6 separate regions of the Mus musculus genome follow, and regions 2, 3, 4, 5 and 6 are each linked to region 1. The links are chromatin loops, found by intact Hi-C in ENCODE. Cell type or tissue: heart. All regions are shown on one strand. Region 1 has its middle 2.5 kb from the start of Gm39683. Region 2 overlaps Gm30568 (a long non-coding RNA gene). Region 3 overlaps Ralgps2 (Ral GEF with PH domain and SH3 binding motif 2). Region 4 overlaps Sec16b (SEC16 homolog B (S. cerevisiae)). Region 5 overlaps Ralgps2 (Ral GEF with PH domain and SH3 binding motif 2). Region 6 overlaps Rasal2 (RAS protein activator like 2).

Evidence for each region. Peaks named below come from ENCODE experiments on the same cell type or tissue, not always from the same donor. Only the 100,000 strongest peaks of a DNase experiment are listed, where the experiment ranks them.
Region 2: it touches region 1 in a loop (6-fold over the local background); 41 of 42 quality-filtered maps call a loop at or near these places.
Region 3: it touches region 1 in a loop (5-fold over the local background); 21 of 42 quality-filtered maps call a loop at or near these places.
Region 4: a loop joins it to region 1, with 2.8 times the contacts of the local background. A loop is called at or near these places in 4 of 42 quality-filtered maps.
Region 5: a loop joins it to region 1, with 6 times the contacts of the local background. A loop is called at or near these places in 28 of 42 quality-filtered maps.
Region 6: a loop joins it to region 1, with 2.8 times the contacts of the local background. A loop is called at or near these places in 15 of 42 quality-filtered maps.

Annotation. Positions count from the first base shown.
Region 1 is chr1:156,739,882-156,743,881 of GRCm38, forward strand. No RefSeq gene overlaps it. Among named protein-coding and RNA genes, the nearest start is that of Gm39683, 2.5 kb to the right of the region's middle. In heart, no CTCF peak of the experiment used is centred here; a DNase peak (open chromatin) is centred at 2,160; H3K27ac peaks cover 1,085 bases.
Region 2 is chr1:157,074,357-157,078,356 of GRCm38, forward strand. The region is part of intron 1 of Gm30568 (a long non-coding RNA gene); the gene reads right to left. Among named protein-coding and RNA genes, the nearest start is that of Gm30568, 5.3 kb to the right of the region's middle. In heart, a CTCF peak has its summit at 2,112 (motif pointing left); DNase peaks (open chromatin) are centred at 2,105 and 2,875; H3K4me3 peaks cover 408 bases; H3K27ac peaks cover 304 bases.
Region 3 is chr1:156,883,777-156,887,776 of GRCm38, forward strand. It overlaps Ralgps2 (Ral GEF with PH domain and SH3 binding motif 2), which reads right to left. Exons shown (of 19, transcript NM_001159967.1): 6 at 3,315-3,404; 7 at 757-849. Among named protein-coding and RNA genes, the nearest start is that of Angptl1, 47 kb to the left of the region's middle. In heart, a CTCF peak has its summit at 2,306 (motif pointing left); no DNase peak of the experiment used is centred here.
Region 4 is chr1:157,534,992-157,538,991 of GRCm38, forward strand. It overlaps Sec16b (SEC16 homolog B (S. cerevisiae)), which reads left to right. Exons shown (of 26, transcript NM_001159986.1): 7 at 370-521; 8 at 861-922; 9 at 2,527-2,662; 10 at 3,122-3,352. Among named protein-coding and RNA genes, the nearest start is that of Sec16b, 11 kb to the left of the region's middle. In heart, CTCF peaks have their summits at 1,690 (motif pointing left) and 2,858 (motif pointing left); no DNase peak of the experiment used is centred here.
Region 5 is chr1:156,907,909-156,911,908 of GRCm38, forward strand. All of the region lies in intron 1 of Ralgps2 (Ral GEF with PH domain and SH3 binding motif 2), which reads right to left. Among named protein-coding and RNA genes, the nearest start is that of 4930439D14Rik, 29 kb to the right of the region's middle. In heart, CTCF peaks have their summits at 2,173 (motif pointing left) and 2,372; no DNase peak of the experiment used is centred here.
Region 6 is chr1:157,278,780-157,282,779 of GRCm38, forward strand. The region is part of intron 3 of Rasal2 (RAS protein activator like 2); the gene reads right to left. Among named protein-coding and RNA genes, the nearest start is that of Gm51654, 28 kb to the left of the region's middle. In heart, a CTCF peak has its summit at 2,213 (motif pointing left); no DNase peak of the experiment used is centred here.

The DNA of each region.
Region 1 (4,000 bases):
TGGGTAGAAGGAGCATTAGAAAGAAATAATATGATATATAGAGAGCTAAACATGACAGGGCCTTAGAGGGAAGGGGAGGCTTCCCTTTAAAGCCTGGAGAGAAGCTCGCTTCATTAAGAGTAAGAAAGAGGAGGTTCTAAAGGTCCTGAGTTCAAATCCCAGCAACCACATGGTGGCTCATAAACATCCGTAATGAGATCAGATGCCCTCTTCTGCTGTATCTGAGGACAGCTACAAGTGTACTTAAATATAATCAATAAACAAATCTTTGGGCCAGAGTGAGCAGAGGTCCTCAGTTCAATTCCCAGCAACCATCTCACAACCAACTGTACAGCTACAGTGTACTCATATACACAAAATAAATAAATCTTAAAAAAAAAGTGTAAGACAGAGGAAGTGGGAGAGATGCTCAGTGGTTAAGAGCAAGAAAACTCTCACAAAGAACCTGAGTTTGGGTCCCAGCACCCATGTTGGGTGGCTCGCCTAACCTGTAACTCCAGCCCTGGGTGGACCTGACACCTGTGGCCTCCAAGGGCCCCACGCACAACAAGAATAAATGAGAGATATGGGAGGGAAGAAAGGGATGGAGGGAGAGAGAGAGGTAGTTGTCATGGAGAAGGATGGTGGGGGTGGGGAGTGGCAAAGCCTCTTCAGAAGCAGACTAGAGTATGTTCCTGAGCAACCTCCCTGAGGAGTCTTCTCTGGACCAATCCCAAGGAAAAAAAAACAAAGATGAACTCTGACTTTTACAGCCTTTTAGAAATGGCAGAAGTTTCACATCACGTGATTTAGTTCAACACAGCATACGTGGCAAAGTGTGAGAGAGCCAGGTATTATAAACTAAAGGCTGTCAGAAGCAGCATAGATTGTTAAAACAACAACAACAACAACAACAACAACAACAACAACAACAACAACAACAACAACTCTGTCCCAGAGAGCTGTAGGGAGGCACGGCTTGATTCCTGTCATGGGATCTGACCTAAAGATACAGGCCAAGGTTCTAACGTAATTTCACTATTTGAGCTGCTGAGGCAGGATAGACAGCTCATGGTTGCCCAGGCTACATGAGATTGTGTCTTAACCGTAATAAAAAAAACAAAACAAAACAAAACCCCAAAAAACAAAAAACAAAACAAAAAAAAACCACCACCAACAACAGAGCAAACAAGCAAGAAGCCTCAGGTAAGAGAAATTGTTTTGTCTTTGTTTTGATGCCAGAGAAAGTTTTAAGCAGGGATGTCATTGGAAAGGGGTAACCTAGTTTCACTTGCGGAAGCAGGGGCTCGGTGTGAGTGTGGGGTAACCTGATCTCCCTTGCTGAGGTGACGGCTCTGATGAATGGGGCATTTGTGTGTGGAGGGTGTGTTGAGGAAGTAAGGCAGAAGCTGGTTAGGTATTTGGCTTTTATTTTTGGAAGCTATGGCTTGCCAAGGTCCAGTGTGTACTTTTATTGTGATATTTTTCAGCCCCTAGCTTGGCTTCTTATATCTCAAGTGGCTGTGATCTAAGACATAGCTATTTCAATTTCCTGAACATTTCTTTCCTTATCTGTCCCAGGCATGGCATCTTCTTATAGAAACTTAATCACAATGTTGGAGAAGACATGCCCAGAACGACGGGGCCTGACAAAAATGCACCAAGAATTAAATGGAGTCAGAGTGAGACAACTGCTTAGATCTCTCCAGACTCCTTCTAGTCCTGATTGTAGAACTCAGGCTACTTCCTTCTAGACAGCTTGTGGTCAGGGAAAGAACACGGAATTGGGGGTGGAAACGCATACCTCTAGAACACTCAACTCAGTGCTTGGCCTAACAGAAACCCTTGTGAGCAGCAGCTGGCTTCTCTGCCCCCTTTGTGTGCTGTCTGACATTCTGCCTCTGCTCAGGCGCAGACAACACCTACGGTCCAGGAGTGCGTCCAAGTGTCCATTCCACATTACTAACACTCTATGTTCGGGACATACCTCTCAAGGTGGCCTAAAGAGTGAGAAACATACACAGCTCCCTCTCAGCCTATCAAAATCCATTGTGTGCTTTGAGCACATCTTGAAGCTACCTGTCCATCAAACACAGCTGCCCACCTCCTAGATGTGCTCAGGTGGTCCGTGAAATCATGGTCCTGCTCAGACTTGAAACTATCGGAGGAGACAGTAAATTTTCCCCCTCTCCCGTTGCACTTCTACATATGGCCACATGGGGTCAGTGTCCTCTTAGGCCTGGCCAGGAGATCTGCAATGGGACTCAAAGCTTTCTCTAAAGTCTTTTTGTAGAGTTGAAATAACTGCAAAATGCTCTCTGAGACTGGGAACAGGTGGCTTCCTTAGGTCAGAGGGACCAATAGTGAGGGTGAGGGTCTTCAGCTTGTGGTGTGGTGGATCACATGGCTTTCCTGAGCTGAGCCACAGGGGCAGTACAGGTGCAGCATGGGCTAGCTCTGTCCACCCTCACCTGGGCTGCCACAGAGCAAGCAGGAGGTCTGTCATAATAGGGAGGAAGACTGAAATATGCAGCTGTAGGCCCCTCTAGTATACATGGGGTCCTAGTCTACCACAGACTCTTGCTGGTCCTGTTTGTTTGATTTTTGTTTTGCTTTATTTTGGGTTCTTTAGGGGAGTGGGGAGTTCGAGACAGGGTTTCTCTGTGTAGCCCTGGCTGTCCTGGAATTCACGCTGTAGACCAGGCTGGCCTTGAACGCACAGAGATGTGCTGTCTCTGGTGTGCTCCACTACCATCTGACTTGTTTGATCGTTTTTTAACATTTAATGTCTCTCTGTGTGTGCACACGTGTGGGAAGACAGTTGTTTCCCTCCTTCCACCTTTCCATGGTTTCCCAGGATAGTGGGTGGGAAGTGTTTTTATCCACTGAGCCGTGACTACAGGGGACTCAGCCTTGGGTGTTGCTGGTGTCCCGGCTTAAGGCAGACCTTAGCTCTGGGCTTTCCCTATACCAGAAGGCAAGCGGTGCTAATCCAATGGCTAGCCAGGTGCCTAGCCACACACATCTTTTTGGAAGGGAAACACCTAGAGGCCTATCAATCAAATAAGTGTGTCACTGGCCCATGTGCCTTCTGGCTTCTGAGCCTCTAGATGAAGATGGCTTCCAGGGTCTGGAGATAAGGACTAGGCAGAGAATTTGAGAGGGAGTGGGCTAGGGGCCAAATGGAGTTCCTACGGCCAGGACTGACTGTTGGTGGACAGTACCTGGGCTGGACACAGATCTAGATTTTTATAGAGTTTGAAGTTTAGAGGCCTCTGCAAGAAAAGTAACAGAGGGCTGGAGTAGTGGGTTAGACACTTGTGTTTCCCAAGGACCTGGGTCTGGCTCTTAGCACCCACATGGCCACTGCCAGTAATTGCAGTGCTAGGGCCTCCTCAGGCATCATTGCACACACATGATGCACTGATATACACACAGGCAAAATACTCATACATGTGAAACCAAAGTAAATAAATCTTAAAAAAAAAACCAAAAAACAAAAAACCAAGTAAACACCTTGTAGAATGAAAAACCATGTCACATCAGTTTATGAATTTTTAAAGGTAAATACCACAAACATTGTAAAAATCCAGAAATTAGCATTTCTTAAAAAGATTTTTATTTATTTATTATTATAAGTAAGTACACTGTAGCTGTCTTCAGATGCACCAGAAGAGGGCTTCAGATTCGATTAAGGATGGTTGTGAGCCACCATGTGGTTGCTGGGATTTCAACTCAGGACCTTCAGAAGAGCAGTCAGTGCTCTTACCCGATGAGCCATCTCACCTGCCCCCAGAAATTAGCATTTTTTAAGCTGGTACACATCTGCAATGTTTTTCCATTTATTTTGGATGAAAAGGCCTTGGTAATCACTTCCAATACCAACAATGTCATTTTCTATTTAAAAGATAAAAGAATAACTAGCTAGCATAGCCTTTTTACAAAATGATTGATCTAAATTTATGCAACATTGCTTTTAAACCTGTAGCTTTCGAGTTTGCTTACAAATTCAAGAGAGATT
Region 2 (4,000 bases), 330 kb after region 1:
AGAAAAGAAAAGAGAAAAGAAAATGCCCCCACAGGCTTGCCTACAGACTAATCTGATGGAGGTGACAAATAGAAGCATCCTTTGGCCTGGCCTTCATCTGCAGACAAGAACTCTGGGATAGTTGTGGGAACTAAAGCATTGGGTATGTGGCTGGCACCTAGCAGTATGTCAGTGCAGGGAGGTGTGGTCCTGTGGTGGGGCCTGAGGAGACCGTGGCCTGGGAGGGAGCCAGGAAACATATTCTCTGTAGTTTCTGCAGCCTTAGCAAGCTGAGCGCCCTTAAACCAGAGACAGCCGTGCGCTCTCGCTCGTTCTCTCTCTCTCTCTCTCTCTCTCTCTCTCTCTCTCTCTCTCCTGAAGCCCCAACACCTAATTTAACTTTAAAACCAATTTTGGGGTATGATTGAACTGTACCTCGCCTGTGTGACCAGGGGTCTCTAGACACAGTGAGAACTTGGGCGTGGCCCCTCCCCACCCCCAACCCCCTCCCCTCCACCTCCCACCCCCACCCCCTTGCTTTCGATGTACTCAGAGAACCCCGGTCCTCGAGGAGCTGCATGGACGGTCATCTTTTGTTTGGATTTGACTCTGTGCGACTGGGCAGCTTGTGTCCAGGGAGATGAAATCAGAGGAGACTTAGCGCAAGGCTGCCCTGTATTTGCGGGGAAGGTGAAGAGACCGGTTTGCATTTCTCACTTCTCCCTCAAAGCGTGAAAACAACAGGCCAGGCTGGCCTGGTTGCTGCATTCTGTCTCCAGATTGTTAATGCCTTGCAAAGATTCCCTCCTGTACAGTGCATCCCGTCCCCAGGGTGGGGGAGGACAGCCACCCGGAGGGAGGTGCTGGTGACTCATTTCCCCAGAGATCACTCCTTGTGCTAGCAGGGCCATGATACCACATTGCTTTCATCATGCAAAAAATAAAACCCCCAGACTGGAAGTCTTGGCTCATCAGCCAACCTTCTATTCTATAAGGAAGAGCACGCTGCGAGAGAAAAGTACCCAGACAAGTGACTGTAAACTTTTACCCATAGATAAAGATATTGAGGCATTTTCTAATTAAAAAAAAAAAAAATCGCAGGCTGGAGGGATGGCTCAGTGGTTAAGAGCAGTGGCTACTTTCTCAGAGGTCCTGAGTTCAATTCCCAGCAACCACATGGTGGCTCACAGCCATCTATATTGGGATCCAAAGCCCTCATCTGGTTGTCTAAAGACAGTGACAGTGTACTCACATACATTAAATAAATCAATCTTTATTAGTCAAGGCCTGAGGCTGTAGCTGACTGTAGCTTATCCAGCATGTAGAAGACCCTAGCTTCCATCACCGCTACCCAACGGGGTTGGGGTGGAGGAATCTATTCTGATTCCTCAAAAGGTATGCTGAATAAAGAAATAGTGATTGACAGCCCTGAGGTCTGGGATTTCTGAGGCTCAGAGAACTGGAGGAGACACCTCTGGCTCAGAGCAAAACTGCGCTTAAGAAAAAGAATTGAAGTCCCAGGACACAGGTTCTGAGAATGGGAGGGAGCGGGGATTTCCTTACAGCAGGATTTGTCTGGTGTTGGAGGTCTCAACACTAATAAGGATACTGTTTTCTGACGGGCTCACTCACTTGACCAGAGAGGCCAAGCAGGGGAGGAGGGGGAAGAGGGCGAGGAGGAGGAGGAGGAAGGGGAGGAGGGGGAGGAGGGGGAGGAGGGGAAACTGCCAGGGCTCAGGAAGGGGACAAAAAGGCTATAAATGGATCCAGAAGCGTCAGAACCCAGAGATGGTGCTCTGGAAGTAAGCGGTATACAGCCAAGAGATCAAAGCAAAAGTTGACCCTAAGGTCTAGCTTTGACTACAGATCCACTGTGTCATCTCACCCCATCACCCTCCTGAACCCACTTCTGGTCCATCTGAGGCCTGGGAAAACTAATGGTCTCCGTGACTGTTCTGTGAGACTCAAATCCAAGGGGGGGGGGGGGGGCGGAGACAGCTCTTCACTTGCCTACGACCCCAAACGCCTGTCTAGTGCTCGATTTAACTCACTGGCCCAGCCTAGCTAAAATCAATTCTGTAATCCCAGGACAGAGCGCAGGGGCCTGCGCCACCTCGTGGGCGATATCGGAACTGCATGCATGCCTTGATCCTGGCATTCTCCCAGGGCATACTTCAGGACACAACACATTAGAATAGTGGCCCAGAGCCGGGCGTGGTGGCGCACGCCTTTAATCCCAGCACTCAGGAGGCAGAGGCAGGTGGATTTCTGAGTTCGAGGCCAGCCTGGTCTACAGAGTGAGTTCCAGGATCAGCCAGGACTATACAGAGAAATCCTGTCTAGAAAAACCAAAAAAAAAGTGGCCCAGAACACACAGCACTATCATTCCTCTGGTTCTTATGCTAGGAATAAACCAATGTTATTCCTGAAACGCCTTCCCCTTGCCTCCAGGGAAAAGAAACGGCAGTGGCGGTAATGCCAATAGTACAGCTAGTGACACTTATGTCAATGGACTTCAAATTCTCACTACTTCCCATGTCCTAGGCCAGTTCACTGGCAGCCCAGGGTAGAGTTGGACGTCTTCAGGACTATTACTATTACTACATGGAAGCTTGCGGCTCTGGGTTAAACATTACACACAGGCAGCGATTAGTCTCCAAGCCGTCCTTGCCCTTTACTCTAGTCCTGGATGCCCATTGAGTGGAAGCGACTCATCCACACCTGCCTCCTGCAAGGGTGGCCATGCCAAGGGCTCCTGGCTTTTCTTTTTCAGCCTTCAAGAAGAGAAGGGTTATTCTACGTTGCTAACTTTGCCTACCTACGGGAACAGTGAAAAGAAGGGAATCCTCTCCTAGGCGGAGGATGCTGCCAGCTGGCACCGGAACTCAGGCAGCCACAAGTGCATCTCTGCAACACCCCAGTGTGCTGCAGCGCCACCTGGCGGCCAGAGTGGCACTCAGCGAGGAGAGCCGGCCTAGATCGCCACTCCACCTGGTATCCAGTTCTGCAGTGGGTGGGAGCCTCGGGAAGACTCATTCTGCTGTTTCAGAGGTTTGGGCCCTCAGAGGTGGGGCTGCGTCCTGAGGCCGTGGTAAAGCAGCATGGCATCTCATGGCAAAAGCTGGGGACCTTGGGTCTCCTTAAGAGTACACCCCAGTGATCCAAGCTCTTCCCCCAACCTCTGACCTCTCACGTGCTCATGCATACACGTGCAAACAAATGAACACATACAACGCGTGCGCGTGCGCGCGCGCGCACACATACACACACACACACACACACACACACGCGCGCGCGCGCGCGCGCGAAAGTCGTAGAGTCAGGTGAGGTTCGAATCGGAAGAATGGAAATTGCTGGTGAATTTGGGTGTGTAAATAAGGGAAGAAGAATCAAAGGACGGGTGGGATAGATTGTCCTGAGTGTTTTGAGTAGAACAAGCTGACACCCACTGTTAGCCGAATAAAATTCAAAACCCTTTGCACAGTTTTTAAGTCTTTAAATTTCAAAGCATTTCTATGAGCTAAGTATTATTGTCCCCATTCTACAGGTGAGGAAACTGAGGCACAGAAAGTTTGTATGAAGTCACACAGCTATCAACTGGAGAGATTACAAGAGAGTACTGCTACGTCAGGCTCCCTCTTTTGAAAAAATGCCAAACTACAATTATTTAATTATTTGTTTTATTGACTTATTTATTCATTTAGGTGTGCGGTGGCATGGCTGTATAGGTCAGAGGATAACTTTTCAGAGGTGGTACTCTTCTCCTACCATGGAGGTCCTGGGAGTTCAAACTCAAGCTTTTAGCTTTGGCAGCAAGCACCTTGACCCACTGAACCATCTCACCCACCCGGTTCTCTCTCTTGGTAAAAGAGGGGAGTTATTATCTGAGACAGAACTGTCAGGGAGGATGGGAAATGAATGGGTTTCACTGCCAGGAAAGAGGAGTGACACCTTCCAGTCTGAGTGTGTTCAGAGATGCCTTGTAAATATCCTTGTGGAGAGCGACCCTTTAGTGGGGATG
Region 3 (4,000 bases), 140 kb after region 1:
CCATGACTTTAAAGCTAGCTTGGGCTATAAAAAAAGACTGTGTGTGTGTGTACGCGCACACACCCCTTCATAGAGGCTAGTATATCAGGCTTATAACTCCAGCTACTTGACTGGCCAAGAAAGGAAGTCCCCAACTTGAAAGCAACTTTGGGTGACTTAGCAAGATACCTTAAACGAGGCCGTAGTTTCAAAATAAGAAATAAAAGAAAGAAAAGGGGAAGAGATAACCTAGAAAGATTGAGTATGGTATCATTCTACTCAGAGATACAAATACTGATCATGCCAAAAATCATACTTTGCTTTTGTCAAAGTAACAGAACCTAATATGGTGGCTGTTGTAACAGAAAGTAGCATGTTTATCATGAGATTTTTCTATACTCAAGATTTATGGCTAAAAAATAATGGAGTCAAAATTAATAAAAGAACTTTAAAGGTCATGATTTAGATTTTCAGATTTACAAGAAGTATAATCTGTACACAATTAAATTCTAATTATCAGGTAAGTATTACATGTGATATTATCAACAAGGTATGAAAATGATTCTCTGAAGAGCAAAATAAGCACTGCCCTCAACATTCCCTCAAAAGCTCAGTGCAATGTTTTAAAAGTCTTAAATGTTGGTTTCAAAGAACAAAGTGCAAGACAATTTAAGAATTCTTATCTATTATATTTGTCTAAGACTTACAAAAGAAACAAATAATATTTCTACTTCGCACAAAAGTCTATGCTTCATTAAACTAGGCAGAGTTACTCACCGCCCACGTCTTAGTCAACCGGAAAATCGGCGCACTCTGTAAGCCAGAAACCACAGCCATAAGTGCGTGAAGGTTGTTAAGTTCATATAGTTTCTGAAGATTTAAGAAAAAGGGGGAAGAGGATTGTTTTTTTAAGAAAATGACTGCAGGGAAATACAGATTAGCACAATTTAGGCAGTGGATAGAATAACTATTTATTATTGTTACTGTCACTTTTGGAAACTGTCTTCTAGGATACCCAGTAAATTATTTTTGGCCTATAATATAATGTTCATGTTCTACCCTGGCACTTTCACCCAAGCTGTGGGAATAAACCCAACTCTAAATGGGTAATATATTCACAAAGCTGAAGTTATGGCTTGCTCTCAAGGTTAACTGGCATGACTGTAACGGCCATGCACTTGGTTCTGGTGAGTATCCTTGCAATGATTTATGACTGGTCATCTATTTTGTGGTCCAAGTCATAAGAAAGGGTCTACTTGGTTTGGTTTCTTGCCCGGTGCTCCTATTATCCCAGGGCTAGAGTTCAAACCTGCTGTCTTTAGTGCAGCCTCCATTTCCTGCTTCCTCATGTTCAAGACCCTTGACATTATGGGATGTTGTTCTTATAGTATACAAACACAAACAGTAAGTTCTACTATTTCCCAAGAAACCCACTTTACATTTGCTGTTAGTTTCTCAAAATTTTATTTTTGTCATACCACATAATAGTTTCTACCCTAAAAGTGGTATCTAAAAATTAGTCATTTTACAGTTTTCTCAAGCAACCAGGTAAGCCCCATAGTGAGCACTTAATTGAAAAACCAAAAAGAGCAAACTGAAACAAAACAATACACATGCAACAGGAGATAAACCTTCACACAGGATTCTATAATCCAGCGGAGGAACTAGTCACTAAAGGAATGTATATTAAACATTTACTGGAGACTAAGTGCCATGCTAGACTTGATGGATGCCTAAACATGCAGAGGACCTAGAAGGAAAAGAAGAAATGGCACCTTCCGCCTCTGCTCCTGCCTGAGTTTGCGGCTTGTCATGCCATAATGTTTCCAGACTTGCCAGTCCCATCAATACTTGGATCTGATTTCCTAAATCTTGTTTTGCATTTTGTATGTGACTCACTATACACTGTTTGTACAGAGTGCTGTTGGTTCTCTCACTAGAGAATACTGACTATAACAGATATTAAAGGGTACGACCTACGTGAGCCTTTATTACAAACTGAACACAAAAGACACAGTGTCAGAATATGATTTAATAGTAATAAGGAAAACAGGGCATTGGGGCTTGCAATAAAAGCAAAGGCTGTCAAATATAGGTCAGAGAGTCTGGAGAGAAATCATTTGGTAAGAAAAATTGTAGTCTGTATGGACAAAAACATACAAATAAATGGGGGAAAAAAACAACTCAGAATCTATGGGGAAAGCCATTACTTTCTTTAGTTAAAAACTAATACTTACCTAACATCTTACAAAGAATGCTTTTAAAAATTCCTCTAACATGTCTGTAAAATCTTATATATGAGGAAGGCTAGTCCTGCCACCTAGTGCCACAGAATGTTAGAATAAGATTGTTTCCTGTGCTCAGGGAAAATATAGGAAGAAGTCCAACTTAAATCATAAGCAGAGCTTCTCTGCTTTACTCTCCCACCTCTCAACTCACAGGTCAGGGAAGACCTGACTATTCCACGCATAACAAACAATGATGAATTCTGGATCCATCAACACTCATGAATTTCGAGTCATTACAAGTTGATCTTACTGTCTCCCTGTGCAATCTTCTGTTCCTCCCTCTGAAACCCAGATTATCCTTGAAAACCATGCTGCTTTCTCCAACTCTGTTTATTATCTATGCCTCTCAACAACTACTCAGTGTTCCTGCTAGCGTCGTATGTGCTATTCTTTTAAACTAGACTCGAGGAGAGGCCTGTGGTTCACACCCATAATCTTAGTCCTGGGAGTTAGAGGTTGGAAAACACAAGTTCAAGGTCTTAAAGTCTTTTGTTAAGATTCATGCGCTTTTATTTTATGTATATAAGTGTTTTCCATATATGTGTGCCCATGGACCACTTGAGTGCCTGGTGCTCGTGCAAGGCAGAAGGAGCCATCATGTCACCAACTGTGTGCTGGGAAGTAAACCTGGGTCCTCTGCAAGAGCAGCAGTTGCTCACCACTAAGCCATCTCTCCAGCCTGCAAAGTCTTATTTTCTATATAGCTGAGTGGTTCATTTCACAATTTAATAAATAAATAGAAAAAAAAAAAAACAAAAACAAAAAAACAAAACAAACCAAAACCCAAGTAAGAAAAAGCATTATGTATTCTTCAAGTGAATACTACATGACTTTCTCCATCAATATAGTCTAATATTTGACAAATACTGTAATTTACCATAATCTAACCCTTGACTAGATAAATGGGGCAGGGGGGTGACCAAGAATAAAGAGAAAGGCAGAGAAAAGAGGCGTTCAATGTACTCAACAGGCCTTATTTTCTAGGACCAATAAACAATCACTTAAAACAATTCTGAATGGGTTAACTAAAGATCAAGTCATACTTACCTTAGCAGTCTTAATATAGTGGCTCAAAACTTCTGCTCTTATTTTCAGTGTTTGAGCATGGAGAATCTCTCTTACAACCCAAAAGCTTACCTGAAAATAAAAATTAACCAAAGGGTAAGAAATTCCAAGACTAAAATTAACATTAAATTCTTCTTGATAGATTTGCTATAGTTATTTTTGACTATGGTTTTCTTACAACTAGAAGAAAATATCATGAAATTAAAAAATAAAAATTTCATTTTAAAAGTTTTGTGATGGCGTTGGAGAGATGGTTTATAGGTTATAAGTATTGGCTGCTCTTCCAGAGGACCTGAGTTCAATTCCCAGCATCCACATGGTGGCTCAGAATCATCTGTAATGGAAGCTTATGCCCTCTTCTGGTGTGCAGATGCACATGTAGACAAAACACACCTGTATACACAAACACATAAACTGTAAAAAGTTTTGTGATGTCTTTGAATTCAATGAAGCCCTAATTTAAGCAAACAAAGCAAAACAGACTTAAAAACCATTTATCAGAAGCCGACAAGATGGCTCAGCAGGTAAAAAAGCCACCAAACTTCGAGGCTGGCAACCCGAGATTGATCCCAAGAAGTTTGCATCTCAAGCATTATGTAAAAAGCTGGGAAGACAGCGTTGGGATTGGGGTGGAAGGGTCTGCAGAGACAGCAGGATTCTGGACGCTT
Region 4 (4,000 bases), 800 kb after region 1:
CCAGTCATTGTTAGGTTGGGCCAGGAGGCGCTCTGGAGTGCTTTCAGGCAACATGTGAGAACAAGGGGACCTGGGAGGACTGGGTGAAGTGAGGGGAGGTATGAACGCTAGTCTGGAGGCTTGGCTGCAGAGGCTGCTTGTCCTCTGACCGTGGCTGAGAATCCGAGATGAGTGCGTTATCATTTGGACCATTTGCACTATAATCTGACGTATTCTTAGAGGGTTAAGTCAGACTAGAGCATGACTTTTTCTAACCAAGTATCTCACCTAGCATCTCATCCTGGCCCAGGTAGAATGGGAACAGTAGTGTATCAACTAAAAAGCACTGAAAATAAACCTAACGATGTCCACCATGTGTCTGTTGGCCAGATGACACCTCAGCGACAGTTCCAAAGGCACCTATGAGGTTCTATGTTCCCCATGTGTCTGTGAGCTTTGGGCCAGGAGGCCAGCTAGTGTGTGTCCCCCCCAACTCTCCTGCTGATGGACAAACGGCCCTCGTTGAAGTGCACAGCATGGAGGTAATCATTATCTTGGGTTCCAGGGATGCAAGTACTCGGCTCAATTCAATGGCTCGCTCAGGCTCTCACTTTGCTTGAGGCCGGGCATCTCCAGGAGGGGGAACTGAGTCACATGTGCCTTAGATTGTGAGCAAGAATGGGTGGGCTTTTCTCTAAAAGAAGTGATGCTAGATTTACATTTTCCCTGAGATGCTAGTGACTCATCTTTCAACAAGTATAACTGTCTCCACAAGGCATTGAGCCACACCACAAGACCATAGCCCTGGATATGAGACTGGATTCAGCTGGTGGGGACTGGCTGGAAGAATCTTGGTGACCTAATTTTATTTTCTACTCCAGGTTTTACTTAATGATTTTGAGGATCAGGAGGAGATGAGAGCTTTCCCAGGGCCCCTTATTAGGTAAAGTACTGTAAGTGTTGTTAAGGGTGTGTGTGTGTGTGTGTGTGTGTGTGTGTGTGTGATATGCACACATGTGTGAAGGCGTACACATGCATACATATGTGGAAGCCAGAGGAAGACATCTGTTGTTTTCTTCTTTCTCTCCCTCATCTTCTTTTGTTCTCTTAGTTTTTGAGAGAGGATCTCTCACTGAACCTGAAGCTTGCCATTTTGGCTAAGCTGTCTGACCACTGAGCTCCCAGTATATGCCTGTCTCTGTCCCCCAAACTCTGGCATTACAGGAACACATTGTCCATGCCTGGCTTTTATGGGGGTGTTTGGAATTTGATCTCATGTTCTCTTGCTTTCAGAGCAACTTCTCTGACCCCACTAAGTTATGTCACCAACTCCTAAATAAAGGCTTTTGAAAGCTGAGGACTCTTCCTGGCCAGGTCTTGGTTGTCAGGGAAGAAAATGTCTATTTTATTTGAACCAGATTTTTCTATGCCAGTAGGTAGAAAAAGAGATGACCTGAGTGATTTTAGCAAGCTGTTTCATATTTGAAGAGGAGAAAGAGAAGTAAGCTTAACAAGTTAGACCTTTAAAAACAGTTCCATTTCATAGAGGTTAGCTGGTAGGAAGCTTCAGTGTTCCAAGGACTTGATAGAGATTAGTGGGGAAATGGAGCACGGCCTGGAGAAACGTTCTTAAAACGGCTTTTTCTTGAGCTGATTTTTCCAGCTCCCTGCCATTGTGAACGTCTGCCCTCTGCAGGAATAAAGTAGAACTGCTGTAGCATTTTCAGCCACATTTCATCGGGTTTTAGCTGTGATGAGTCCTGGGTGGGTGGGTGTCAGAGGACCAGCATGCCAGGTAGCCTACTAAGTACTGGCTTATCAGCCATCTTTAAGTTTTTCCCTTGAGAAATGATATAGCACTCACTCTGCCTACTCCAAAGGCCGTGAAACTCTATTCATATGAAGGCCAGTGAATGTCGCTACTTCTTTGTACATGTAATCTGAAGCTAGCTCACAAGCACACGCTCACACATGTATGTGGGTACAAATGTAGAGGTCAGAGGAAAATCTCAAGGGTCATTCCTTAAGTACCTAACCCTTTTCCCCCTATGTCTTACAGGTTTGCAAAAAACTAAGTTGTGTATTAAATAGTATGAATGTTCTTGAACATTTAACAAGCACTTACTTGATGGATGCCATACAGTTTGCTTACCCCCTTTTTTAATGCAGGCAGTTGTTTTTAAAGTCCCGTCCTAAGTTAAGGATGGCACTGAGGCTCAGAGCAAGTGAGATGTTTACATAATCCAGACATGGACCCAGTCTTGTCTGACTTGAAACAGAACCCTTCTGAGAAGTCATTTAAGGTCTTTGGGTTTACTCTCCTCATTTAAAAGATGGAAGGATGCACAAGAGAATCTCTGAAACTCCTCCCTGTTCTACAGGAAAAAAACCCCCAAAACCCCAAAAAACCAAAAAACAAACGATCTTGCGATTCCAGACTTCCAGTCCTGGGCTCTCACCCTTCTGCCATGTTAGCGAGTTCATTGTACAGAGTCTGTACAGGGAGAGTCAGTCTGCTCAGGCCTTGCTTCCTGAATCGTCCCACAGGGAGGACATACACAAGGTGGATATCATGACGTTTTGTCAGCAGAAAGCAACGCAGTGTCTCAAATCTGAGACACCAGGGAGCAGAGACTCAGCTCTACTTTGGCAACTGCTGGTTCTCCTTTGTCGACAGAATGGGGTAAGTCACTGCTTTGATATAGGGGGCAGATGGAAGCTGGGCTGAAGTTGTTGTCTTTGTGGGAGTTGGTATATAGCACAGTTAGAAAAAGCAGTCTTTATGTAGCACTGTTGCCCAGAGGGAGAGTGTAGCTCCGGTTCTAACACTGGTGTGCCAATGCTAACCTTTTCCTGGAGAGTGCCCCCTGCTGGCTGGGGTTTGTTGTACAATCCCTGGATTACTGCACCAGCCAGTGGAATTGTGAGTGGTTCCAATAAGCACTGTGGCTGCGGACAGGCAGAGAGTAACCACGATAGTGAAGCTGATGTTTGAAATTCAACCATTCATAAAAGATCTCCAGTGTATTTGCACGACTGCCTCAGGAACAAGTCAGAGACCCTGCTGTCTTCCTTCTTCAGCCTGGGCCCAACCTGGGGACTGGTTGGAGCATCCCCCAGGATGACTCTCTTTATCCTGCAGTCCATGGTGGGATCTGACATTGCTGAGCTGCTGATGCAGGACTGCAAGAAGCTGGAGAAGTACAAGAGGCAGCCCCCTGTAGCCAACCTCATCAACCTGACTGACGAGGACTGGCCGGTACTGAGCTCTGGGACTCGTGATCTCCTCACTGGGGAGATTCCCCCCAATGTGGATACGCCAGCGCAGATCGTGGAGAAATTCACCAAGCTGCTCTACTACGGAAGGAAGAAGGTGAGAGAGCCTTTCCCTCAGACTTCCTTCAGATGGGCGTGGACCACCATCCCTCACCCAGTCTCCCGCTCCTCCAATGATTTGGCCAGAATATACTTCTTTTAGATCATGTGAAAAGATCAGAAAGTTAAAGCAAGAATAATAAAAATACATAGGTGTATGCCATCCACCCCTGCAGTGTTTATATATTTACTTCCAGTATTTCCCCATTAAAAAATCAGTTTAAGTTTCATAAACGTGTCAGGCATGGTGGTACACTCATTTGGCTGAGGTAAGCAAGACTGAGTAGGAGGCCAGCCTAAGCTATAAAGGGATATCCTGTATCAAAACAGATAAACAACTCTAAAGAATATGTATATAATTGTTGATTTCTTTTTACATTTCACATTACATGGTAAAATACCCTAATAACATTAAATATGTTCGATTAGTGCACTTTTATTATTTTTATAGCACCAGGAATTTAACACAGTGCCTTTTACGTGCTAGACGAAGTACTCTGCAGTCAAGCAGACCCAAACGTTCTAGGGCTGGAGAGGCGGCTCAGTAGTTAATCGCGTCTACTATCCTTTTGCTCAGTAGTTAATCGCGTCTACTATCCTTTTGCTCAGTAGTTAATCGCGTCTACTATCCTTTTGCTCAGTAGTT
Region 5 (4,000 bases), 170 kb after region 1:
TCAGGATTGCAATGGTGCCAGCACTCGCTACGATCAGTCTTCACAGGTGAAATAAAATTAGGACTTTCCCCACTAAGTGATACTGTGAGGGAACGAATCAGACTGCACAGTGTTTTTAGTTTAAACTAAATAACAAGCATTTAAAACGTGGCAAAGTAATACATCCCCCAGCTCAGTTTCCCAGTTTTAGATGCAACCTCTAGGTTAACAATGCAGACGAGACTTGCCTTTATTATTCCCCTACCAAGACGCCACTAACACTTAAAAATACAGGACATGTCGCAAAAGAACAATGCAAGCCATGTCCATTTGTGTGGAGGGACTAAGGTTTGTTGAATACTCTCAACCCATTATCCCACTGAAAACACGAGCTAAGGGAAAATACTGTACTCACGCTCTGACAAAAAAAAAAATGTCACTGCTATTCCCCAGCACAGAGAACAGCCTCTGGGGCAGCATCGGGCAGGTGAGGACAGAGAATCGTGACTCAAGACATCTAAGACGCTAGCCAGGCATTCTTTCCATTAACACCATTCTTTCTTTCCACCTTAAAATCACAGTGTTCACTGATTTTACCGTCTTTCCTAAATAACATAGTATAATTTCTTCTTTTCCATAAAATAACAGGGAAAACAGACTTTAAGTTCATTTCCAACTTTAAATACCTATTTTTATCATAAAAGAAACTGTAAGTTGGGGTATTCTAGACTATTTACCACACACAGTAAGTATAAACTCTACCAAGTCTATTATACCCTTTCTCTACAAAGCTTGGGCTCTGTTGGACCTAGCGATGCAAGCCTGCAATCCCAGCAAGGCAGCAGTCTTGAGGCAAGATGATCTCAAACTCAAGGGCAGACTAGACAACTTATTAAAGGGAGAGGGGAGGCTGGGGATACAGCTCTGTAGTAGAATGTGTACATCTAAGGATCTAGGTTCAATTCCTAGTACAAACTCCCCTCCAACTCCCAAAGAAATCAAGAGCTCTGAAACAAGACTGCTTATAGTCTGCATATGAACACAACAAGTCAACTTTTCTTACTGTCTCCTTATGTATAAAATGTGCAACAATGAGTATCTACTTCCCAGAGCTGTGCTGAAGAAGACTGAGCTAAGATGCACTTACATATGGTAAATATGTTCCTGTAGCAATGCAGTGAGGGTGCAAACGTTTTCATTATCTACTTAATGAACATAAAGTTTAAATGTAATAGTCTTCTAAATAAAGGGGGAAAAAAAAGACAAAAACTGTTTAAATACACTGCTGGCAATCAGAGTATATCTGGTGAGTGTCATGAAAATCCTAACACAGAAAGAGTAAGACTATTCCTCAGACAGACCAAAACATGTTCCTGGGGTTTTAAAACTTCAAAATTATAACTGCTGACAGCAGCTTTCAAGCACATGTTAAATTTCTAAAATAAATACATTTGAATTAATAGGATTTAGGAACCATTTACAGAATCAGTATGGCAATAAAGAGCACGAAACTTCCTTCTAGCTCACACTATCTCACCATACAGGCCACTGCTAGGATGAGGCTGATACTTGCTTGCTATCTAAAGGAACAGCTTGTGCTGGGTACGATGAGCCACACCTGTTACCTGGACCCTAGGAGGCAAAGGTCAGAGATCACAAGCCCAAGAGCAGCCTAAGCTACACAGAAAGTTCTAGGTTAGCCTGGGCTACACAGTGAGACCCAATCTTAAACAAGTAAGTATTTTTAAACCCAGCTTTAAGCTGGGCGTGGTGGCGCACGCCTTTAATCCCAGCACTCGGTAGGCGGAGGCAGGTGGATTTCTGAGTTCGAGGCCAGCCTGGTCTACAAAGTGAGTTCCAGGACAGCCAGGGCTACACAGAAAAACCCTGTCTCGAAAAACCAAAAAAACAAAACAAACAAACAAAAAAAAAACCCAGCTTTATAATGCATTATGCATTAATACAATTCAATCTTGTTTCCTTTACCTGCTTTCAACTTTACTCCTGGTGTAGAAGGGGGTAGTGTTGAAACAGCACCTTGCTCTGCAAACCAGACTGGTCTAGAACTTACTAGAGCCTAAGGTGATCTAATATTTTCTGGCAATAGTACTCATTTTGTAATAAAATGTTTTCAAGTGATTTCCTACACTGTGACATAGAACAAGAATCCATAAATCTAGAGAGCCCCCTAGTGTTAAGAAAAAGATTTTTATTTAATTGTAAAAAAGATTATATCTTTACCCTACATGTTAGATATATAAATTTTATTACTATTTACTGAATAGAGGTAATACAGACTAAAAATAAGCATCAATACACTTGAATAAGGTTTTTTTTTTTTTGCTTGCTTTCAATCTGTGTGTGTGTGTGTGTTTTAAACTAACCATAGAACTTAGACTGATGCCGGGCGTGGTGGCGCATGCCTTTAATCCCAGCACTTGGGAGGCAGAGGCAGGCAGATGTCTGAGTTTGAGGCCAGGCTGGTCTACAGAGTGAGTTCCAGGACAGCCAGGGCTACACAGAGAAACCCTGTCTCGGGAAAAAAAAAAAAAAATTAGAACTTAGACTGGCCACAAATCCACAGTAACCCTGTTGCCTGTTTTTGTCTATTTTGTCAGACAAAATATTTCATGAGTTATATTAAAATCCATTATGTGGGAAACTGAAAAAAAATGCATCTCAAGACAAATTAAATGAAACAAATATATATTGTAGTTTATTTCATTTTCCTAGGAATATAAAGTGGCACTCTCATTCATGACTACAAATATCATAATAACTATTTTCTTAGTTAAGTTCGCTAATTCAACTTACTCTCTTTTCTACTTCTGAAGACATTTATTTGGCTGTCTTCTGGTTTCTTTCAAACAAGCAATATCAGCCCTTAGACAGAAAACCTTGAAATATGCAGCATTAGACTCTTGCTTTGGTCCATTAAACTGCACCCAATCAACCATTTAGCCTCCAAAATGACCATCTTTTCATGGGTTCTTCCAATACCAAACAAAGTATTTTTCTTTTTCCCTTTAATAAACAAACAAGGGATAAAAGCTGACAAAAAAAGTTCCCTGTTGATTGATCTGAGTGCATAGCTGCATATTTTTGCCTCTGATGTAACGAAACTTTATTTCCTTTAGCACCTGAGTCTATGTATGCACTCTTCTCTGTGTTGAAGTCTATACTGTAATGCTTCCACTAGGGAACACAGAGACTTGCTGCCAGCGTCACAGGTCATTGCTGAGTTTCCCAGATACCACTATGCTGTTACTTCTTGACTCATCAAGTCATGCTTCAGTTGCTCTGACTAGGGAAGCCTCTAGGCTTCAATCTAACAACAAGGTTTCAGTTTCTGTTGCCTCTCCATCTTCACTCCAGCTGCAGTTACACAGTTTATTCTAGTTTGAAGTTTATAGAGAAAACTTTCAGTTTGTACTGTTGGCTTTTATTCTTCAACACCAGTAACTGTCAGCCTCACTCTGCTGCATGTATTTAATAATAAATGTATACTATTCAGTAGCCAACTGAAATGTTGAGTATCTATGAATTGGACCACTTTGGGTACAGGACTACATGATTATCCATGCTATTTATAGATCACAAAAGTTCAATTTATTATGATAGAAATTTCAAAAGAATGGGTTCTGCTAAATATCTGGGTTACAAAAGGTTCCTTGCCTAACATCTCCCACAAAGTGGCATTTTCACACTGTTTATTTTATCTTCTTTTAGCTCCTTGATGTTAAAGAATAACATTTTTAAAAGAAAATTAAAGCATTATCCTTCCTCTTTGCATTCATACACATATAATATATTTCATCTAATCATCTACTTACTACATACCTGTTGAAAGAATGAGTGGATGCCTGAACAAAGCAACCATGCACAGGGCAGGATTATAAAGCCAGACAAGCGGTAAAAACATTGGAAATGGTATTTAAATATTACATACAAGCCCACAAAGCGACAGGTTAAGATTCGGTCATTTGACCATTTCTAGTAACATAGTTGACAAAATAATCTA
Region 6 (4,000 bases), 540 kb after region 1:
GATTTCAATAAAGTTCCAAGTAGATTTGTGTTTATGTAGGCTAGACAGGTAAGAGAGTACTTGGCCAATGTGTACTAAGCCATAGAGATGAGCAAATTCAGATGTACTTTTACACAGTATTGTGACTACAGATAAAAATAGTTCACTCTAGATTTCAGAAAGCTAGAAATGTTTTTAAAGTTTACATCATTAAAAATAGACAAATGTTTGAAGACACAGGTATGTTTAGCCTGCTTCTAAACACCATGCAATAAACATGTATATTAAAATCCAATCCCATTAATATGTCCTGTGTTTACATTTATGTATCAAATAAAAGTACACAAAAGGGAAGTGTTTTGCATAGCATTCAGTTCTTGTTACATGCATATGTAAATATATCTTTTATTCAGCTGATGTAAATGCTGTCTCCCAGGTTTACTGCCTCCATCTGCTAACCTAGGCCTAGGACTAGTCCTGGAAGCTTCCAGACTCCATACAATCTTATCTAAGCCTAGAATGTTTTCAGTCTCTGAGACTTACTGCTGAATAAGCTCTCCCTTTCTAGCTCTTTCTGAACTCTGGCTGGCTGATCAACTCAACTGTTCTGGCTCAAACTCCTCTCCAAACTGATAGATCCAACCTGGTTTCTCACCCAGCCTCTAACTTTTCGCTCTGCTTGGCCTCTAACTCTGACAATCTCTTCTAATCCTCTGGCTCCGGCTCATTCTCTGGCTCAGTCTGGCTTTGCCTGTGTCTAGCTTGTTCCCTCTTTAACCTGTCTCTGTAAAACCCTCCTGGCAAAGCTGCCTCCTTCCTGTCTCCCTCTGCTGCTTCCTTTTATGTTGCCTCTTTCCTCTCCATTCTCCTGAGAGGGGCAGATCCTATTCTGTCAAATCTTTCTCTGATTCATCACTTTGTTTGCCACTCAACTAGACATCACTTTCAAACATGGGTGCTTCCTTCCACAAACTAACTTTACCTTTACTGTTTGGAACTAAGGGTATATACTAAAGGTATGTCTTTTTCCAAAGCTAAGGACTAAAGCTGTGTGCTAAGGGTTGAGCCACACCACAACTAGAAACATTTCTTTTCAGTAAGTAACATTATCTAGGAGTTCACAGTGTGATCAAATATCTGGCAATATGCATATGATAGACTATCTTTCTGAGAGTAGAGAAAATTATTTTTAAATTTCTAGTTGACTATTTGTTTTGACTCTTGTTTTTCTGTTCTTTGCTTATTTTACTGTCTTTCATGTTACTTCATGTTTGCTAATTTTAGGGAAAGTTAGCAGCATTATGTCTCTCCTCTTATGCTATTAAACTACCAGGAGAGTATCAGTCCAAACATTTGCTTCACGGGTAGTAACAGTGAGGGGAGGAGGAAGGAAAAGTCTTATCCTTCAATGTTCAAATATTTGTTTATTTTGTAACTTCCTTTTAATTTTCCTGGTATCTCAAAAATCCAAATACTCTGGGAATTTGTTTCCCCCCCCCTCCCTGAAAATATGGCTAGATGTATAAGTAGGAAAAGCACTAAAATGAAAGAGAACATGACCCATCAATTAATCATCATATGATACCATCTACTTTCCCGTTGTAAGATTTTGCAGAAAAAGTAAGAATGACGGGTGGTTTATTTGTTACCACGTCAAGATCTGGCTCTTTTAAATGCCTTTTTACCATAATCTAACTACTACTAGCTTTTAGTGTGTTGGCATGGGCATGTACACAGGTGTGCACTCACATGCATGAATGTTTGCCTTTCTTTTTTTCCATTTGCTCGAAGGACTAGGTCTTCAAAGTAAAATCCTTTAGAATATATCTTAACTTGGCTTGTGGAAGGAGTATAATTAGAAGCTTAAGTTCACTGTGTTATTTCTATTCCTAGAAATCAGGATGAAGCTAAAAGCTGTTCCTGATTGTTTATCACTCATTCGCTCTTCATAGCTGGTCTTCCGATCACAACAGTGTTTTATTAATATTAACATGTCCTAATGTGTACTGATATTATCAATTAGTATACACTAACATTAGAATACATTAACAGTGCTTTAGGGCTGGTTAAGAGAAGCAGTAGCTAGGGGTCATTTTAGTGGACTCTACTACTTTGTACTTAGGTGCCAATCCTGTATTTTGAATGTGCAAACTGGGAACCACAACCCAGTTTATAAAAAGGACCTGAATAAAATTTTCCTGTATTTGAGACATTTTACTGCCATCTGCTGGAAAACTATAAAATAACTGCAAACTGTATAACATTTAATGAAAGGTGCCCTTAGTCACCTTCACAGAAAGGAACAATCTACTGTGCCAAGATAGAGAGGATAAGAGAGAAAATTAGAAAGGCTTCTTGTCACCTGGACACCTGATAGGACAGTTGGTGAAAGTAGCTCTGCTATTAGGCTGGCTTGCAGAATGTCAGTGTTCCATCACAACTGACAAGCTTTAGGGAGTAAGTGCACATAAGAGGAATGCTGGGTTGCTTATGATCTATGTATGATAAATATCAGAAAGTACTATATGGCAGTAGCAAAAAATGGGAAGCTTATAAAACCATCCTTTGCTAAGCTTTTACCTTCCTCTATTTCCAGAATTTTGCATGATAGAAATATTTCGTTTAAAAGGATGGCTTTCATAGGTTACAGTTACACTAACTAAAAATGAACATTTATTACATTTCAGCTCTTATGTTCCTGTACCTAATCAACTCCTATTACTGTTTGTAGACAAGGAATACTGTCATCTGAAGAAACCGGATCCGCTGTGAAAACTCTGAACAGTTTGAACATAGTCTTTTAAAATTAAAAATATTATATTTAGTGTATATATGTTTTGCCTGCATGTGTGACTATATATCATGTGAATGGTACACATGGAAGCCAGAAGAGGTGCCATATCCCTTGTAACTGGAGTTGTGATCTGCTTTATGGGTGCTGGAGATCAAATGTAGGTCTTCTGTAAGAACAGTCAGTGCTCTTAACTATAAGCCATCTCTCTGACCTCAAGTATAATCTTTTGATTAATAAACTAAAACCTGAAAATTGTTAAGGGGAAGAGTAGTTTTACTAGATTCTCTAAATCTTGAAATGAACATTTCAGAAAACATTACATTTTCACCAGAAAAGAATTTGATGGTGCTGGAGCAATGGCTCAGAGGTAAAGAGCACTGGCTGGCTGCTCTTCTAGAGGTCCTGAGTTCAATTCCCAGCACCCATATGGCAACTCATAACTGTCTAATAACTGCAGTTCCATGAAACCTGATACCATCTCCTGGTGTGCAAATGTACATGCAGATAACACACCCATATGCATAAGTAAATAAGTATTTAAAAAGTATTGGATGGAATAAAATCAATGTTGGAATCTGCTGAACATGAGATTAATAGTGAGGGAAGTAAATACTCAAGTTGCTCTCATTCTTGTCCAGGTGACTGTAATAGCATCCTGACTTGTCTCTGCATCCCCATTCCTGCACCTTTGCTATTAAGGCATTGTGAAGAGTAAGAATCAATGCCTCAAGCCACCCCAAACCTCAAGGTCTGGCTGACCATGTGCCTGGCACCACCCTAGTCCTCTCCTGTTTTCCCTCTAGTCTCCTGGGATTGTCTGCTGTTCACTCAGCTGCTCTCCTAATTAGATTCCCTACTCCTAAGTTTCTGTAAGTGTGACTTGCATATTAATGTCAGTCAGGTGATTACAAACACCAAACAGGTCTTTCTCAGGAAGCTAAAATGGTTTGTCCACACACTTAGGCTTCCCCAGTCCTGCTCCCAGCTTTGTTTTCTGCTTTGTTCTTGTCAAAATCAGGCAATATGACATCACTTTTTACTTGGGGTCATTGTCTATGACTCCTTAGTAGAAAGCAGCTCACAAAATTAGGGTTTATATACATATTTTTCCCAATTCTAACCCCTAGAGCCTACAATGGATTCTAAAACTTAAATATTTAGTAATATTACTTAAATAATCGTCTAAAACAAACAAACACACACACCCAAAATTCCAAACAGGCAACA